Linked DNA regions of Homo sapiens: region 2 is linked to region 1. A link is a loop called in an ENCODE intact Hi-C map of the cell type or tissue named here. Cell type or tissue: chondrocyte. All regions are shown on one strand. Each heading gives the region's core, and the rest is flanking DNA. Links, peaks and the distances in the headings are about the cores only.

The links. Hi-C counts contacts between places; a loop is a spot of excess contacts. Peaks named below come from ENCODE experiments on the same cell type or tissue, not always from the same donor. Only the 100,000 strongest peaks of a DNase experiment are listed, where the experiment ranks them.
Region 2: it touches region 1 in a loop (4-fold over the local background); 2 of 110 quality-filtered maps call a loop at or near these places.

What each region holds. Positions count from the first base shown.
Region 1 is chr11:19,559,260-19,569,368 of GRCh38, forward strand. It overlaps a transcript of NAV2 not described here. Among named protein-coding and RNA genes, the nearest start is that of MIR4486, 11 kb to the right of the region's middle. In chondrocyte, for the core only: a CTCF peak has its summit at 4,945 (motif pointing right); no DNase peak of the experiment used is centred there.
Region 2 is chr11:20,332,000-20,342,108 of GRCh38, forward strand. No RefSeq gene overlaps it. Among named protein-coding and RNA genes, the nearest start is that of HTATIP2, 27 kb to the right of the region's middle. In chondrocyte, for the core only: CTCF peaks have their summits at 5,739 (motif pointing left) and 5,942; no DNase peak of the experiment used is centred there.

The DNA.
Region 1 (10,109 bases), core at 719-8,718:
TCACATGTCAGGTAAGGACAGAGCTAGAATTGAAGCCCAGGTCTTTCTGAATTAAAAGCCCATTCTCCTATGGCACCATTGTTGTAAGCTCTGTGCCCTTGGCCAAGTCATTTAACCCCCGAGCCTTGTTTTCCTTGTGTGATGTCAGGTGGATATAGTAAAGACAACCACCAAATAGAATTATGGCACAGACTAAATAAGGAAATGCCCAAGAAAGCATCTTATCACCTATAAAGCATTATGGGAGCATGAATTATTTTGAGATTTTAATTTGAACTTCATTTGTTCAGAATGTGTCTACTGCTGGTAGAATCTGTATTCATGCTTCCTTTCCTTGGCACTAGGGTGGCTGAGGGTGGATGGCAGGAGGGGTCACATGCTTATCCCCACAGGCAATAGCCATTTTCAAGTCTTCAAGAAGCGTCTATTGATGTGAATGTTAATGACAAGCCATTCTCATCTGTGCAGTAAGGAAACTCCCAGGAACCTTGTTACAGGAAAGGAGCCTGGGGATGGGAAGTGCTTTCTTCGGAAGCTTCTGGCACTCTCCCTTTCCCAGGGCCAGTCTGGTTTTCATGGTCTGCCCCTGGTGAGTGTCTCCAGAGCCCCCTTCTCAGTAAGCTGCCTGAGCCCTTCTCCCCCTGGGGGCGGATAGATGGACAGCCTGGAGTGCTGCCTGGTGTACCTGGAATCCCGATTTCTCTAGCTGAGTCTGCCTTAGCCATTCCCCTCACGTGCCTGCTTCGCTCTAGCTGCAGGAACCAGAAGCTGTGCTTTTATTAAATTTGATCCTCATCAGAATTGCATTTGGTGGTTTTCCAAGTTATGACTTTCTAATTAGCTTTTTGTTGAAGCTGTTTTTCATTGCTTTGCTCAGAATCGGTGGTAAAAGAGACTATTTTCTTGATGTTGTGGCCTCCTTTGGTGATTTCTCCACTTAAAAAGAGAAAAAAAAGAGTAAGGATGTGCTTCCTGAGAAATCTGATAACTAATCACAAGCTTTAGACAAACCCTGAGATTCCCAGGTTATCAGCTATTGAGACATCTGCTTCCTGCCTGCGAGAAAACAAGTTCTCACTGGGGTGCGGGGCACTGGGGATGGCTTTGGAATCAAACTTTCTGGATTCAAGTCTTGGCTCTGCTACTTGCCAGCTGTGTGACCTTGGGCACTTTAATTGGAGTCTCTGAGCCTCAGTGTCTTCGCCTTTATAACGAGCAATGTGCCTCAGATGTCTGCTGTGAAGCGCCACTGAGGTCATACCTGTAAAAGCCCTGATGTGGAGTATGCCTTCAACAACATTGCAGCTCTTATCACATTTGATAAACAACATGCTGTGAATATAAGTTTATAGAAAACTCTAAAGCACTGTACAAATATGAGCTTTATTGCTATACAAATATTGGTTTATGACTATTAAGAATAATTAGCTATATGGCCTTAGGTAAGCTACTCCATCTTTCTGAGTGTCTGGTCTAGATAATGGGTTGCACATTCAGGTGACTTCAGGAACTACAGCTATACTGGGAATGAATAGAGTAGACCAGATAGAAGAAATGCTCATGTCAGTACACACTAAGTGGGCAAGAGGAAAGTGCATCAACAGCAAGGTCCCAAAGATAAATAAGTTTGAGAAACTCTGGGTTAAACAAAATTGAACAGGCTTCTTTCTTCAGGACTCTTCCAAGAGTTTTAAGTGCCTGGCTGCATAGTGAATTTCAAAGGGCAGGAAAGGATATATGTGCAATGTTTTCCAAACTTCCCTGACCTCAGACCCTCTTTTTCCGTTAAGACCAGTGTTCTTCTGAATACACCTGGCAAATTCTGGATGGATGACCTCAACCATCCCTTCCGATTCTAAATTTCAGCTTGGGTCTCTAAGGTCAGAAAGAGGCATTTCTGATAGAAGATAAAAGACAGAATGTGTGTTGGGTCTTCTTCCTTTGATTGTTCACTTTCATCAAAATGATGACTAATTCTGTTCACATGACGGTACTGCTCAGTGTGGTCAGCTGTGAGTGAAGCCGGATATCTGGGTGCAGCGTCTCCTAACCAGTCACGGAGAGTCGGGCGGGAAACCAGGGAAGGGGGACACTGCTGGGCCCACCTGTTATTTTGGGAAAATCAGGAAATTGTCTGGCCCTTGTGTTTGCTAGCCTCAACCTTCACATACATATATGAAATTCAGAAATCCAAGGCTTATAGCAAAGGCCACTTGAACTTGACCTTGCTTTCATCAGCTATTTAGTACAATATATTCAGTAAATTTCTCTTGTTAATCAGTGAACATTGTGTAAGCACCTATTATTACTAGATATCAGTAAGTTAATTATCTTCATCACTCTGTTTAATTTAGATATGTGTTTGGGGACTCCCTGAGATCTAAGTTAAATTGCCACGGATCCCAAATTCCATAGCCTGTGGCTATCTGAAGCCCTTCCTAAGATTTCTGCTTCTTATACCACTTGGCATTGAATTCCTTGAATGGGACCTCTGCCTTGCACTCTGTTTTAACCCCCTTGAGGCTCAGGGAGGTTAAGTGACTTGGCCAAGGCTCCACAGCCTGCAAGTCTGGCTCAGTTACGGTTGCCACTGGGCCTTGGCTAAGAAGAGATCCTGCCCCACTGCCCCAGGCTACCATCCCTGGGGATGATGAAGGGGGCTCCTGGAGATGAGGGCTGAGGTCTCCAACATTTTTCTACTTCAGGCTTTTCTTCTCTCCTGCCATTGATGGGCCTGGGTGTCACCCCATCCAGAGATGCAGGCACTAAGCCTCTGGGGGTGAGGGCCTCGTGCCTCCACACTGCATTCATTTAATCTTCCAACCATTTCCCTGGCAGTGGTAATATACCCATTTTACAGATACCCTTATAAGGATTAACTAGTAAAAATAACAAAAACCATCACAACAATCCACAGTTACAGAACTCTGACTGTGCCAAGTGTTATCTATATTTTCTCATTTAGTCTCGCAACATCCATATATAGAAAGACGGCACCTGCCTGTGAGGTGGATCATGACAGAATCAAGTTATTATGCCTGACCACCAACCCTTTGGGGCAAATCCGCTCTCAGAGGGTGGAAAGTCTTGTTGACAAGCAGAGTAGCCCCTGGGGCCTCAAGCTTTTGGGGCATCTCTGGGGGCTCCGGGCATCCTTTAGGGCAGGATAAGATACTTACAATAAACTCTCTCTTTGAGACATGGATTGGGTCTTCACTTAATGTTTTTGACTCTTCATATTTTTTTTTCAGTTTCAAGTTTTGACAGCCCTGGAGCTTAGGCACTAAATCAGCAACAGAATAGGATTCTAAGATGTTTGATTAGGGATTAGACCTCTGACACATGGCTTGCCCAGAGCTGGCTGATCTAATACATCTCAGAATCCAGGAAGAAAGGGACCATGTACCACAAAGCCTAATGCCTCATTGTGAAGAGAAAAATGAAGGCCCTGTGCTGGTGTGGATTTACGCAGCACTAAAGCAATAGTTCTCAGGTCAGAGCCCAGGTTTTATGTCTCCTAGTCTATAGATCTGCATCAGTAGCACCTACAAGACAGGGTTGCTTCATAACCAAGTTCCATTCAGAGCCAATCATATGTATTAATGGTGTGGTCAGTAAGATGTCAAGGAATCTCTGTCTATCCATCTAATCTCATGAGTTTTCTCTGGGTCCTAAAATAATGTCACCTTCAAAACATGGAGTAGGCCCTGCCAAGACACCTCACCTACCTAGAGAAGGTATTAAATACATTACCAGCAGAGACCCAATTAACATCTGGACCTATCAGAAAGCAGAAGCTGGGACACTGGATAGCTCAGTTTGATTGCTATGAGAGCTCTCAGGAAAACAAAAGAAATACAAAAGTTTGGATTGTGGGCAGATAGAATTTTCAAAATTTAGAGAAGATCCGAAATCTTTTCATTGCTTAGATGGACAAACCAAGACCAGGGAAAAGAAGTGAATTTCCCACGCCTGCCCAATAGTCAGGACAACACCTTCCCTACCAGCTCTCCATCACTTCCCCAGTCTCTCTTCCCAAACACAGCTCTACCAGTAATACAGAGTTGGGTGCCAGGACTCAGGAGTCGGAACCCCATTACACTTAGGCTAGATCTTTGTGAATATTGAGGCTAAGAGTGGAATTTAGTCATGGTCTCCTTTTGACACAGAGGGACCTTTATAGACCAGAGTCGATTTTTGTCTGTAACAACTGTAAAGTAAAATGAACACCTTGGTTGCTACTTGAGCCCTTGGATCGGGATGCACCTGGTGGGCTGCAGTAAATCTTGAAGTAGCATCCATTAATCAGCTACACCAGAATTCACCAATGTGCTTGTTAAAATGCTGAGTCCTGGGCTTTATTTACCCAAGACCCATTGAATCCCGGGTCTATGGGGCATTTTAATATGTATCCCAAGCGATTCACATGCCCCCAAAAGTTGGAGAACCGCCACTACAATGGAAGATCTGGAGTTAAGCTTGCCTGGGTTCAAATCTGGGCTCTGCCAGTTACCAGATGTATGAACTTCAGCATGCCTGAGCTTCAGACTCCTCCTGTAACATGAAGAGAATAGTAATAACTACCTCACAGGGTTATTGAGAGAGTTAAGGGAGGTAAAGCAGGAAAAATGCTTAGCATTGGGCTTGGCACCTTGCAAATAAATATTAAGCAAATCAATTAAAGCAAAGCAAATATATTTAATAAATTAAATATTGAACAAATAAATATTAGCTGCTACTGTAATGTCGTTCTTTAGATACATTCCCTGTCTTCACCTGTTCACATGGAGGCCAGCTGCAGCCTCTGCAATCAGGAGCCCGTCCCCACCTGAACCCCCGACCCCTACCCCTCCAGGGAAGATGAGCGGCTGTGAGAAGCCTGGCCTACCCATTCTGTGGCGGGGGCTTTGGGGAGTGCAGTGACAAGAGCCACCAGCAGGGGGAAGCATAAACACATTTCAGGGCATAGCGCTGGTGATCCTTGAGGGTGGGGCGCTCTCTGGGGGAATGGGCTGAGGCTGGGATCAGCGTTTCTTCTCGAATTTTCCCCCCACTGTGGACAGGAATATCTGGTGATGCTCACAAGACAGAATCCTGCTTTTCCTCTAATTGCTCAAAAAGTGAGACCCTGCGCTGGCTGACACTGGCTCTTCCCTGAAGCCTCAGGAAGCGGCTCATTAGCTGTTAATTTTATTTTCACCACCCAGTCGGGCTCTGGCAGGCCCTCGGCAGAGTGCTGGCTGCCGGGCCTTTCTAAGGAGACTCTTGGCAGAGCTCTGATCTGGGCGTCGTGTTCTTTTTCCATTTGGAGGAGCAACTGCGTGAGGTGCCTCACCAGACTTAGCGAGAGGGGCTGAGGGGCGGGGCGGGGCCTGAGTGTCCAGACCTGCCCTCTAGTTCCCTTCCTGCCGTCCCCTAGAAATCAGGGGGCCGGGAGGTCCGCCGCCGCTTGAGTGCCCACCGTGTGCTATTCTGTACCTCCCACCGGGCTCCCCAGGAGCATGTCACAGAGGGGAAGGCTGAGGCCCAAAGAGGTCGGGTGACTTGCTCAGAGCCACGCAGCCAATGAGCAGCAAAAGTAATAATGACACTGGGCCGGGCGTGGTGGCTCACGCCTGTAATCCCAGCACTTTGGGAAGCAGAGGCTGGCGGATCACCTGAGGTCAGGAGTTCAAGACCAGCCTGGTCAACATAGTGAAACCCTACCTCTACTAAAAAATACAAAGATAGCCAGGAGTGATGGCAGATGCCTGTAATCCCAGCTACTCGGGAGGCTGAGGCAGGAGAATCTCTTGAACCCAAGAGGCAGATGTTGCAGTGAGCCGAGATCACACCACTGTACTCAGTCTGGATGACAGAGTGAGACCCTGCCTGCCCCCTCTCCAGAAAAAGGTAATAATGGCACCGGCCGCCTAGTGTGTGCCCAGTATGTTGCCGGGATCCATCGCTGTCCTTTTACATATGTTTACTCCTACATCAATCAAATCTGTAAAGCCCAGTGGCTGAGGTTAAAGCCCATGCTTTTCTTCCTACTCCGCACTGCCTCGAAACCCTTGGAAGTACTCTTCTCCTATTTCCCTAATCTTTCAAATTATTCAAATTCCCATTTGTTCTCCAATTAAAGGTCCCCTCCTCCCTCTTCATCCAAGAGTCCTTTGGTGAGAGCTTCGGTAGTGGCTTGATCACATTCTGAATTTGAGATTTGCTTGTAATTAGCAGTCTTGAAAACACCAGTTCTTTGCTAGGCTCTGCTCCCAGGAACCCAGGAGTCAGGACATCTGAGGAAGGGCTACATGCATCACTGATCTCTCCCTTAACCACCCCTTTCATAGGTATCTGGAATAAGCTCAAATTTCATTGATTTTCCTATGGTGATAAATTGACAGCCCGCCTTTTTTTTCCACAGAAATTAATGCCAGTAAAATGACTACTACAGCCCACTCCCTGCTTTGAATACACCATTAAAATAAACCATGTCTGTGTGCAAACATGTGTGCACCCAATGAGATGTGCTTTTCAAAGACACTGTCATGCAATGTACACAACACTGTGCAGACATTTCAATTTTCCTCCTGGCTGTCTCGCCATCTAAAGACGAAATGCTCGATGTGGCCTGGCATCCAATGGCAGCTGGAGGAAAAGAACTTGCGACTTCGTGTTTCTCCTCTGGAGCTCTGGGCTTGCTCTCATTTGCACTGGTGAATTGTAATGTCAGCAACCTATGGATAGACCGCAGGACACTGGGCTGCAGCATGAAGAGCTATCCAAGGAGATTTTATTTTATTTTATTTTATTTTATTTTATTTTATTTTATTTTATTTTTTTGTGAAACAGGGCTTCGCTCTGTCACCCAAGCTGGAGTGCAGTGGCACCATCACAGCTCACTGCAGCCTCAACCTCTGGGGCTCAAGCAATCCTCCCACCTTTAAGCCTTCTGAGTAGCTGGGACTACAGGTGCACGCCAACACACCTGGCTAATTTTTTTTGTTGTTGCTGTTGGTAAGAACAGGGTTTCACCATGTTGCCCAGGCTAGTCTCAAACTCCTGGTCTCAAGCAATTCACCCACCTCGGCCTCCCAAAGTGCTGGGATTACAGGCATGAGCCACCACTCCCAGCCCAAGGTGGTCATTTTAATGTGCAGTTGTTACAGACAAGCAAATGATCTCCAGTTTGTAAAGATCTCTCTGAGTCAAAAGGAGACCATGACTAAATTCCACCTTTAACTTCAAGGTGATCCATAAACTTGAGGAGTTTTGCAAACGCCATTTGGCTCAGTTACTGAGATTCTTTGTGTCATTTTGGCAGCCACCCCTGTGCCTGAGACAGGGAGCTCAGGCAGCTGGTTGGAGCTGCTTGTGGATTCAGATATTCCAGAACTGCCGGTTATGTAGGAAGTTCATGCTATAGAGAGGAAGATGAGTATGAGACAGAGAATCCATATTTATGAAACACCAGACATTATCCTGGGCACACTCCATCCTCACAGCCATGTTGTGAAGATACTTACATATGCTCTGTCCAGCATCCAGGGAAACTAAGGTCTAGAGGGGCATGATAACTGGCCCATGGTCACCAAGGATCTGAAAGACACACCCACAAAGGCCTAACTCAAATCCATGTATTTTCACCATTGCCTGTGAGAAAGAATCTTCCATATATTATGTTTATTTGTTTGCATTTATTTGTTTTATGAAAAAGGTCTACACTTTCTGCAGCTGTCACTTTTGCAGGCAATAAGGATACCTTTCTGGAACGAGAAATCTACATTAGACCAGAGACTGGATGATGGAGGGCTGTTTCTGTAATATTTATCCCTGCAAAGTAAATATTTCTGTCTCCACCATGTTCCAGAATTTCCCTGCTGACAGCTTCACAGATACTTCTTTTTCTCCTCTCTTGAACATCCAGCTATTGCCGGGGACAGGATGACCGGGTGCAACTGGTTCTTTTCACTTTTGACTGTGGACTTCTTGCAGCCAAAGAAAGAAAGGCTGGCCAGTGATCCACACTGGGTGAGGATTGGAGGCCAGGGCTGTGGAAGGGAAGTGTAGTTTGCATCCTAAGTGGTGATCCCAGGGGACAACCGACCCACTAGAGAGCAAAACTGAGGCTTTCCATGCAATGTTTTGGACCAATGTATATGGTTCCCTGAAGTCATCTTGCAGATTTATTTCTGTAATGTTCTCACATTTATTCCCTTCTCTCTTTTCCCATCAGCACTGTCCAGAGAGGTTGAGTGATTTGCCCCAGGTCACACAACTAGTAAGTGGCTGAACAGGGCATTAATTCTAGGCTTTCTGCCTCCCTGGTTTGTGAGCTTAACCATTGCACTGTAGCTCTAAGACTCTTGGTGAGCCAGGCCCCCCTTTGTCCCCAGCCTTGGCCCTCAGACATCTCACTATGGCCCTTTAACCTCCAGCCCTGGAGCTTAATTCAGTCCCTCTGATAGACCACATTCTTCCTTGTCTTTAGGTCTTTCCATAGGCTATTCTGCAATCTGGAACTCATTTCCTCACTTTACCCTCTCTTTCAAAAAGAAAATCCTCCAGGAACCTACTCACAGTCATGCTCAGGTTAAAGTTCCTCCTTCCGAGGGGTCTCCCATCACTGACCTTCTCCCCAGGCTGCATACACCCTGCCTCATGCCCAGTCAGGGGCTCTGTGTACCCTCGCATCCTAACACCGATCACACTATAGTGTAACTTCATATTTCATATTCTGTCTCCCCCTGGCTGTGCACTCTCTGAGGGCAGGTGCTTGTTCACAGCTGTGATCCTGCAGCTGATGCAGCGCCTGGCTCACAGTAGGTGCTCGGTAAATGTTGAATGGATGAAACATGAATGAGCAAGTCAGAGAACCAGTGCCTGTGCCCATTTGCCCCTGTTGTTCCCTTGGCCTGGCACATTCTTCTCTAGGCTTTGGCACAAGCCACAGCTCACATTCTTCCTTTGAGTATCACTCTGTGAAGCTTAGGAGGCCACCAGGGCTGTCTTTGGGGGCTCAGAGATCTCTAGGCTCAGGCAAGGATGCCCAGTAAAAATAGTTTTTGTAGAAATGAGCTCCAGTACTGAGACCCTGAGAGAGGCTCTAGACGTGAGAGACTTGGGCTGTGGAATCAATGTGAAGCCTGGGAGGATTCACACTCGAGGAAGGACATGGAGCAGGCAGAGTTAGAGGTGAGGGTGTGTCTGGAGCCCAGTTCTGGATTGTGATTGTGAGTTCTGGATGTCCAAGCTGTACAGATGGATCTTTACAGTGGCAAAAGCCAACTTGACCCAGAAGTCCAGAGCATAAGAGGCTCTCTCCTGGAGCACTGTTTGTGTCAGACCCTGCTAAGCACTTCACAGACTTGATCTCATTGACTTCTTATGAAAGCACCTCCCAGGTAGGTCTAGTCCCGGTTCTTTAGTCCCCCATTGAAGGAAGGGGAGCAAAGATGGTGAGCACTTGCCCAAGGTCTTAGTTACATAAGGCTGAGCCAGGTCTCAGAACCCAAGTCTGTGCTGCTAACGTCACCTCCCCATTCACGTTGGCCACACTCTGAGAATGCAAAGGTGAGGTCTCTCTAATTCTAATCTAAGTGGATCTGATTAGGAGTTATTGGGCCAAAGTCATTAACTTACATTTCAGATGTACTGCCCTGGGTCTCCTACGCATCTTCTATGTGACAGGCAGCATTGGAAGAAAGCAAGGCTCTATCTCACCCAGCATATGCTTTTCAGGTGCTGAGCACAGAATGCTTGGGCCCAGCACTTCAGAGAAGTCAAATGGATCCAGCTTCTGCATGGTCATGAAACTTATTATCCTGGGTGAGGGAATGGTAAATGATTTTTCTTCTTGTTCTGTACTTTTTAAATTTATAAAAATAAAGTGTTTATAGTCATGGAAAAAAGTTTTAAATAATAAAGAAATTAGCAAATACACCTGCAAGATGTCAAGGAGCTGTATCCCTCCCTGCCCTTGTTCATGCATTTCTCTTAGTCTGGAATGTCCTTCCCTTCCTTGTCAATGCATTAATGTCTTACTCATTTTGCAGGGCTCAGCTCAAATGCAGCCTCTTCTTGATCCCATCTCAAGCTGGTTCCTTGTCTATTGTCTCTCTTTCTCA
Region 2 (10,109 bases), core at 1,230-9,229, 770 kb after region 1:
TAGGGTTTTGAAACTGGTAGCAATTCAAAGATTTTTGCTGGACACTCTTAACTGCAGGGCTAGTAGCACTAACCATAAAGGTGTATAATCCCAGCTTTCACATAACGGAAGATCATCATTGCTGCCTGGTTGTACAGTACAGAGCTAAAACTACAGTATAGTCAATGAAAGTTACAGCATACTCAGACCACAGGTTAGGGCCCATATGTCAAAAGGATTTTTTAAATTAAGGAATCCAACCACTGCTGCAAACAAAAGATTCAGATTTTAAGTTTTATAATTTGTGCCTGCCATTTTTAATAATATTAATAATTAAACAATCTTATATGCTTCCTAGGTCATAAAAACCCAAAAATCTGCCTTTAATTTGGCTTTTCAACATGACGTGGTAGAGCAGAAAGCAATTGCTCTTAGGCTAGAACACCTGATTCAATTTCTGGCTCCAACACTTGCCTGGTATGGCCTTTATGCAGGTCATAAACCTCTGAGATTCCCTTCCTCTTCTGTAAAATGGGAATAACAGTGAAACCCACTCTACAGAGTCATTGTGAATGTACAATTACGCAATATATGATGCAAAAGTATTTTATGGCTGGGGATGGTGGCTCACACCTGTAATCCCAGCACTTTGGGAGGCCAAAGCAGAAGGATAACTTGAGCCCAGGAGTTCAGGACCAGCCTGGGCAACATAGTGAGACCCCATCTCTACAAAAAAATTTTAAATTACCTGGGCTTTGTGGCATGCATCTGTAGTTCCAGCTACTTGGGGGGCTGAGGTGGGAAGATCGCTTGAGACCAGCAGGTTGAGGCTGCAATGAGCAGTGATACACCATTACACTTAGCCTAGATAACACAGAGAAAGACCCTGCCTCAAAAAGCAAAACAACAACAACAAAACCAAAAAGTGCTTTGTATATTAAATATATCATTTAGGGTGATTTAGGTTGCAAGTAAGAGAAAATCCATTTCAAAGTAGCTTAAATATGCAGAAAATGTGTTGGCTTTCATACTTGATAAGCCATGAGATGGTTTAGGCTTCACCTCTTTTCTCCACACACCTCTCCACCCTGCTCTTCAGTGTGGGTGAACTTATCATTAGGTGGGCTTCAGGCATAGTCTTAAGATAGCTGACAGCAGAAGACTGGGCTTTCTCCTTCACATCCTGGAAAAGAGGATGCTTTACGCATCCTTCAAACACAGGTCTGAGTTTCACTGTGCTTAGACCAATCCTGAATAATGTCAAAGAAGTAAGGATCAACCAGATTGATTGAGAGCAATCAGAGCCCACCCCAGGACCAAAGTATAACGTCTATAACACCCAAAGTGTATGGATGCTAGGCAATGAGTGATGGTTTTCCAAAGGAAAGTTAGAATGAGAAAAAGGAAACAAATGAGGAGAAGGTACAAATCTCCACTCCATTGCATAAATGGTACAGCTTTGTATTCTGATGGATGTTAGTATCACACCTGAGTTTGGATACACACTTTTTACATCTGTGTTTTTAATCTCCCTACAGTTTTGCCTTAAGATATTTAAGTGGTTGAACTTATGACATTTACTTCCTTACTTTTTGTTGCCACTTCTCAAATTACTGAGATTATTCCAATGATGTAAGTCATATTACACATTCTATTTGTAATATATGGAAGAACTTAGAAAACTGCACTATACAAATGGCAGATACTCTCCTTGCTTCTTTGATTTCAATATGGTCTTTTGAGTTGGGGATGCTGACTACCATGTTAGGATCAGATGATTCTCTGTGTAGTCAAGTTCCTTGCAAACTAGATTCATTCATAAAGGATATGCCTTATAGTTTCCAAGAAAAACTACTCAGCCTAGCCCTCATTAAACAATGTAGCCTCAGGATTTTCTGAAACAGGTGGTTCACTGTAATTCTTAATAGAATAGCACTAACCATTTTTGCAACAGCTTAATTTATATGACTTCACAGCTCCCAATATGCTTAAAAAGAATCTAAGCGATGGATGGATGTTGAAATTTTGTAGATGTTAGGCCTGGGGATCAGACCCCTGCATAAAGGGTATGTCTAATGTAAACTGAAAACAATCATAACCAAAATCCGTAGCAAAATAAATACTTAAGACCTAAAGTTTTACTTCTTTCTATACTTCCTAAATATCATGAGACTTAAAAGTCTGCAACTTTACAATTGTTATGTGTTTTTACATATCTTTGTTCATTTGATTCTCACAACTTCCTTTGAGATAGATTAGTGAAGAATTACTAGCTTCACTGTTCCAATAAGGAAACTGAACCCAAGAAAGATTAAGGAGTTGTCAAAGGTCAAATAGGAAGTGTCAAATCCAGGTCTTTTGCTTCCAAGTTCAGTGCTCTTTCTACAACAGCATGGTGTACACATTTGGAAGTTTGTGGAGACTACTACAAAAATATCAGATTCACTTTGGGCTCTGGGAAAGAACTTAAACATCTGTGTTAGTAAACTCTTGAAATCAATTAGTAAGATAAGAATAGAGTCTTCGGCTGGGCGCGGTGGCTCACACCTGAAATCCCAGCACTTTGGGAGGCCAAGGCGGGCAGATCACTTGAGGTCAAGAGTTCGAGACCAGCCTGGCAAATATAGTGAAACCCCTGTCTCTACTAAAAATACAAAAATTAGTCAGACGTGGTGGCGCATGCCTGTAGTCCCAGCTATTCGGGAGGCTGAAGCAGGCGAGTCGCCTGAACCTGGGAGGTGGAGGTTACAGAGAGCTGAGATCATGTCACTGCACTCCAGCCTGGGCAACAGAGTGAGACCCTGTCTTAAAAAAAAAGACAAAAAAAAAAAAAGAATAGAATCTTCATCTGTGGGGAGTTTTACAAGATCAGAAGAGTCTCCAGCTTAATCTGGGTAGACGCTAGAGGAAGAGCTAAAAGAGACTTGAAGGTCCCTCCAACACTGAAATTCTGGAACTCTGGAATCCATAATTCAAGAGCAGATAATCATTACAAGATCTTTGATTACATTGTCAAAAATGACATACCCATCTTCAAGCATCTGTTTCTGACAATTAGCATGTTTTACCAACAATTAGGTCTGCTTTTGAAACATGACTACGAAAGGACTAATATTCTCTGGCAGTTTATGTTGCCCGGAGAAAGACAGTAATAACAACCAAATGAATTCATGTTGGCCTTGTTGGAAGGGTATGATCTCCTTCTTGTAATTTCAAGGGAAAGAGCCATCCAATTTTAAATTGAGGGATTTGGTTTGCAGATGAAGTTATTTATGTGGCCACTGACCACAGTTGTCCAGTTTATTACCATTTGTCTCTTTGGATTGCAGTAGGTTTGATGTAAATCATTAGTTAGAAAAGTAGAAACTAATCAAGCTTTCCTATAAGGAACACATTTTTGTTCTTTATTTTATAGTCCTTTATATATAGTCCTTGCATGTCAGATATTTGCAGTATGAATTTCACTACAAAAGTACAATACATTTAAGAGAATAATTTTGATATCCATTTTTACAGCACATTAGAAAACAGAATGATGCTTTTGTTATAAGCAGTGCTAATTAAAGCAGATACTTTCAAAGTTACTGTGGAAGAGTGAATCATCATCTCCAACGTAACATGCATTTATAGGGTTGATTTTTTATTGGATCAGCATAATAACAAAACTGTTGCCAAATTATATTACCTTCAAATAAATGCTTGTGTATTGGACTTTTTTCTTAATAAGCATACACAATTATTTAACATAATAAGCACATGTTATTTTAAAATGCAATTAGTATATTTTCATTTTATTTTATTTATTTACATGTAGTTGGATTTGTACCAAAAAGGATAGGAGGCAGAATGCTATATTTTAATTTAAATGTAAGATTTTTAAAATGTATGTAAATAGACTATTCCAGGTCAATAAAAGACACTTAAAATATTAGCAGCTAACTTCACTCTCCTCTTTCTGTTTATACACAATTTGAGAATAGACTTAAGTTCTTCTACTTTCAATTCCCTAATGGATTTTTGTTTTAGACTGAATTAGTCCATGCCAATAGTGGTGATCGAAATTTTTCTGAACATGCAGAATACTACTACTTGTATTAAATGTTACATCTCACACAATCATCTCCAGTGGAGTCGGGAGCATCAGTGACTCTCCAGTCCTAGGTGTTCTTTCCTTTAAACCCTCAACAGCCAATATTTATTTTCTGAGTGCTTCATCTGCAGCCTTGCAATTTATTATGATTGACATTATGGCAGGGTGACTGTTGGATCACCAGGTGAATTCTTTTCATCAATTAGAGCTTGGCAGTCTTGTCAATTGGAAAAATAAGGGCTGTTATTATTATGGTTACTGTTGTTATTGGATCAGGTACTGAGATTTGACAAGAAAAATGGGTTTATAAATTCTTGGCTTGCTAGTCTCTACTCATAAATCTTTCTTTAACATCTTAACACATAACAGGACATTTTCATTTGCTATGGCTCCACAGAACACTAATTTCTATATTTGAATGAGTTATACTGATTTCCATAGTCATTAAATGATTTTCAGCAGGAGAATAAATGTGGCAGACCTAAACTAATTACACTTTTCACCCTTGAGAATGAAAATGAACTGTCTGTTATTGTCATCAGATTGTGTATTACCTGTCTTGTTCAGAAATGGTAAGCATTATGAAAATACAGTTTGGTGATAATAGTAATCAATTATCAAATAGTTATCAATTATTAACTATCAAATTAACAATTATCAATAATAGTTATCAATTATGGTACAGCTATTATGTCCCAAGAGCTTACCATAAATTGTCATTTAATCTTCCCAAGAATCATATGTCCCAAGACATCTGCTTTACAAATAAAGAAATTGAGGCTCAGATTGATGAATATTCAGCTATTAAACAGCCAAGCTGGGATTTAAACGTGGTTCTATCTGCCTTCATAGTTTGTGCTGTTGAGTTTAAGAGTAACACAGCATAAAACCAAGATCTGCAATCCAAATACTCTAAGAATCCTAAACGATCTATTAAGAATACAACATTTATTTACTCTTGCTTAAAAAAATATAAAAAGTTACTTCTAAACATTATGAAGAATCAAACAGGCAAATCCAGAATCTGGATCTTTCTTGAATGTATAGTGGCATCAGAAAAAGCATGAGGGTAAGGGAAAGGGTGACTATTGTTCTATCTAGATTAAAAGAGACAAGAAATAGAACAACCAAATACAATTTATGGACCTTGTTTGGTTACGGATTCAAACAAAACTAGAAAACAATATTTTAGAGACAACTGGAATTATTGGATAATGAATTGGATATTTTAAAATAACAAGAAACTTTGTCAAGAGTGAGAATGGCCTATATTTATGTAAAATAGAAAAATCTCCATGCCTTTCAGGAATGCAAACTGAACTAGGTAGGGACAAAATAACATGCTGTCTGGGATCTGCTTTAAAATACTTCCAAAAAAAAGTTAGAGAAAAGAAGAAAGGCAAGATGAAGCACAGGTGGTGAACTCTTGCTGATTATTTTGTCTGGGTGATGGGCGTGAGAATTCAATATACAACTCTTGCTACTTGTGTGTATATTTCAATTTTTCCTAGTAAAAGCACTGAAAAAAACCACTTGCAAGTATTTTGTTGATGGCCTCATAAATAGATGCTATAGTTCTTATCTCAAGGCTTTGAATTTTAATGTAATGTTTAGGTCCAAGTGTTAGGATTTCAAGCAGTCGGTGTTGAAATATTTAGCGTTACACCGCCCTCTTGTGCTTTCCACGGAGTTTACGGCTTGATGCATATCCCCTCACTGCCTTCCTCCCACCCAATCTTTCCTCTTCCACTTCAACAGTTGAGTTTGCCCGCTAGTTTTAAATTTAAATGGAGGTTTTAGAAGGCTCTTAGCCGATAATAGTGTCTTTGTCCACACTGGAATCCTGACTGCTTCCTCCCCTGCACTCAAGATTTTCTCCCCTTCATTGCTCTCTCTTAACAGCAAATTGCATAAAAGTGGTAAAAGGGACCCAAAAGCAGCCAGTTGCCGAGAGTCCAAATGTTTGAAAGGGAAACTCCAACATTTATCAAGCTGAGAAGTTGAGTGTGTTCCGGCAATCTATTTTTTTAATTATTCAATTATGAATTCCCAGTTATAAATAATTAATGGATGCTAGTAAGATCTCCTGAGAGGAACATTTGATACATGGCCAAACTGATGAAAGACCCAAATCAAAAATGTCCTTAAAATGACTTAAACAGGTAAAATTTTTAAAAGTCTAAGAAATTCCTTAAGGCAAAAAATAATATCAAAAGATGGGAAAAGACTTCCCCATCAAAGTAAAACCAAATAACCAATTATTGTAAAACCAATAATTGGGAAAATCAAGTTTTCTTTATCAAACTGTTATTTTGACCAATCTGTTTTATGAGCCAACTAATTTCAACCAGATTTCTTTCTTCCAAATCATTTGGCTAAATTGCTTTCAATTTGCATTCAGTCAAATCCTGTGCTACCCACACAGTCAATAAATATAAGGGATTTAGGCATCAAAATGAGATTTTTAACCTCTTTTACCCAGAAATGGTATGAATCCAATTTATACTCTTAAATATCCTGTTTGGTTTTTCAGTCTTCTCATAGCCATAGAATTTGCTTCTCACAAAAAGCTGGGAGATAAACGGGTCTGAATTATTATTCCTGTATTATGCCCAAGGAAATGGAGGTACAATGACATAAAAGGCTCTGCCTAAGGCCACAAAGCTAGTAAGTGGCAAAGCTAGGATGAGACCTCAGATCTCTCAGGCTCCTCTGCTGGGGCCAGTTCCACCACAACAGTGCCAAGAATGTAGACCCTGCTTTGCTCTTAGCAAAGGAGCCTAGAACAGGGTTTGGGAACATTCACATTCAGTTTCAAGGCACTAACCAGATGCTCTCAGATCCTGCTGTGGAAGCTGAGAGAAACAAGTGAGTTTTAAGAGTGCAGTTGACGTATCTATCTGTTAACATGCGTGCATACCTGCCTGCATGTATGTATGTGTGACCAAGTGCATTCAGCCTCTACAATATGAAGATATGGAAGATACAAAAAGGATTCCGATCAATATTATCAAGCGTGTAACATTCTCAAGTATTCTCTTGCTCTCCAAGTTGTCCAATATAGTCAAGGAAAGCTGATCCACATTTGTTCATTCACTCATGCAACATATTATTTAATGCCTTGGTGATTAGGTACTGTTCTAGGTGTTAGGGATGCAACGGTGAACAAAACAATGTTCCTGCTTTCATAGAATGTTCATTCTAGTAAGACAGTTGGCAAGTAATATAGCACAATATGCAAATGAGAGATAAATTTTGGTGGCTTCGACTATGGTGACCCTGACCAATACCCAGAGAAAGGAGAAATCAATGAAACTTTGAATAGATAGAAATGTGCTACTCTTACCTAGAGCGACAACCAACCAAGGTCATATTTTTTAGAGCATGTATATTACATTAGGGAGTAGTTGTGTCATTTCTGGGAATACTAGTTTTATAAGAAAAGCCTGAAACTGGATTCAAATTCTGATTGTTCCGTTTACAAATTGTGTGCTCTCAGATGAGTTATTTCATGGTTTTTACAGTTTCCCCAAAATAGTAGTGCCTATCTCATTTCTACTTAATAGAGCTATTATGACAGTTAGAAGATAAAACAGATAAGACATGGAAAGCGCTTAGCACAGGGATAGACACAAAGTAAGAAATTAATAAATATAACTGCCACGTCAGTTTGGATTACTTCTGTTGCAAGAGATTGCAATGAGAAAAGAATTTACCGGCCTGCATAATCATAGCAAACAAGGCCTTAGGACCCAATTTCTCTCTCTGTTGGTTGACTGCGCTTTACTTCTGCTCTGCCCTCACTCCTTGATAGATCTTCCCAAGGTGGCATGATGGCTTACATGAGATAATGGAGTTCAGGATGCCTACCCCAAAGACACATTACCCCAAAATATAGGAGCTTGGCATATTGAATATTTTTAAGCTGAAGTAATTTGAGAAACAGTAGGAGGAACTCTCTGACTTTCCCTTGCCCTTCTATCCTGAAGCAGGTTATAGACCTTCAGGTGAGAGGTACCTTACTCTATACCCGGAGGAAAGGAATATCCATATTCCTAAAGATGAAGGGACACCAAAAGAAATATGAATGAACAGGTCTTGCTAAATTTCCCCCAGTTTGTTACTTTTGTCCTATCACATTTTCCCACAACTTTCCTAACTTTCCATGACTTTTCAAACCTAGCATAAAAACACTCAGGTTTGGTCGGGAGCAGTGGCTCACTTCTATAATCCAGCACTTTGGGAGGCCGAGGTGGGTGGATCACTTGAGGTCAGGAGTTCAAGACCAGCCCAGTCAACATGGCAAAACCCCATCTCTACTAAAAATACAAAAAAAAAAAAAAAAATTAGCCGCGCATGGTGGCAGGTGCGTGTAATCCCAGCTACTCCAGGAGGCTGAGGCAGGAGAATCACTTGAACGTGGGAGGTGGAGGTTGCAGTGAGCTGAGACTGCACCGCTGCACTCCAGCCTGAGTGACAGAGCGAGACTCCGTCTTAAAATGACAAATCAAAAAACGCTCAGGTTTAACCACTTCTGATCTTCATTTCCTTGTGAAGACTCCCTTGTCACATAAAATTTACATTAAATAAATTTGTATGCTTTTCTCTTCTTAATCTGCCTTTTGTTACAGAGGCCCCAGCTGAGAACTTAGAAGGATAAAAAGAAATTTTTCCTCCCCTACAGTTTCTGGTGACCACAAAGGGACGGCTGGACACCTCACTCATTTCAGATCCTGCTGATGGGATCCAGGGAAACTGACAAAAGCCAGAAAAAGGTAAGCATTCTCCCAAAGTCAGCTTTCTCAGATCTCTGTTTGTAGCACCCAGTTAAGAGACAAAGGTAAAAATTTCTCCTTGTCACTTTTTCTTTTCCATATTCATATTTGCAGAAGAAAAACTTGCAAACATTAGTTCTTTGGATTATGATTCTTGCACATTTGGCTAACTTGGTTTTGAGGTACATCTTGTTTACTGATTCTTTCCATGCCAGAGACAGCTACTGCTTTCCTAGTTATCTCATTTTGCATCCTGAGAGCTTGGCTTGGCTTTCTGCCTGCCAGGGAAATGTGCAGACAGTCAACCATCAGGTTGTTGGCCCTGAGAATATGGCCTGATGGAAATGTAGGTTGCATCTCATTCTCCGCTAATGTCTTACTGACTGTTGCCAGCCCTCAAGAAGGGCCATCTAAGTCTGTCTTTCTTGTGGCTATCTTTGGGAGTGGTCTGGATCTTGAAAGGCTGCCTTTTTTGCACTCTCTTTGAAGATGACTCTTGCGTCCACGGTTAAGCTATAAAAGTCTTGTTGGTTGTAAGTCATAAAAGGCTTATTGGCTTTTGTTTTGAGTCACTTGAAATAGATACCTTTAGTTTCAAAAAAATTATTTTAAAAAGAAGTTCAGTATTGCCAGAGATATTTACTGTTTGTCCCAGCTAAAACTTGATAATAAGATATTTGAAAGAATTTTTTTTTTAAAGATCTATGGTCAGAAATTGGCCTAATTGGAAGCTGATATTCAGGGCCTAATGGAACCAATTTTGTTTAAGTCTTCTCTGTTTTCTCTGTTTAATCCTGCTCCTCCCATGGGAACTTCTCACTTAACTGAAATCCCCTTCTCAAGCCCCTGCTGACTAGATGTCCACCTCCTTCTTGTTGGCACAATTTTGCTGAGGATAATTTGGAACTCCATTGGCTCCTTGGGGAAACTTAAGATCTCCCAAAACTGGCCCCTCTGAAGTTTCTGCCTTCCCTTTGCTTCTGCTCCTCCTTCATCCTTTTGCCACTTTCAATCTTCCATTCAGTTTCCTGAATCCTTTGATATGTCCCCCTTCAAGCTCCTACCTCCTCCATTCTTCTGTCCATCTCTGCCAGACCTTTTTCCACCCCAGCCCCTCAGTCACTTGAACCTTCAGCTCCTCTGCTCTCAAGAGACTCGAGGGCCCCCAAAAGCAAGTATCTGAGGCTGAAAAGGAAAAAGCCTAATTGGAAATAGTCTATTTTATCCACTCAGATGTGCTTTGAAAATATCCAGATAGAGCCCAG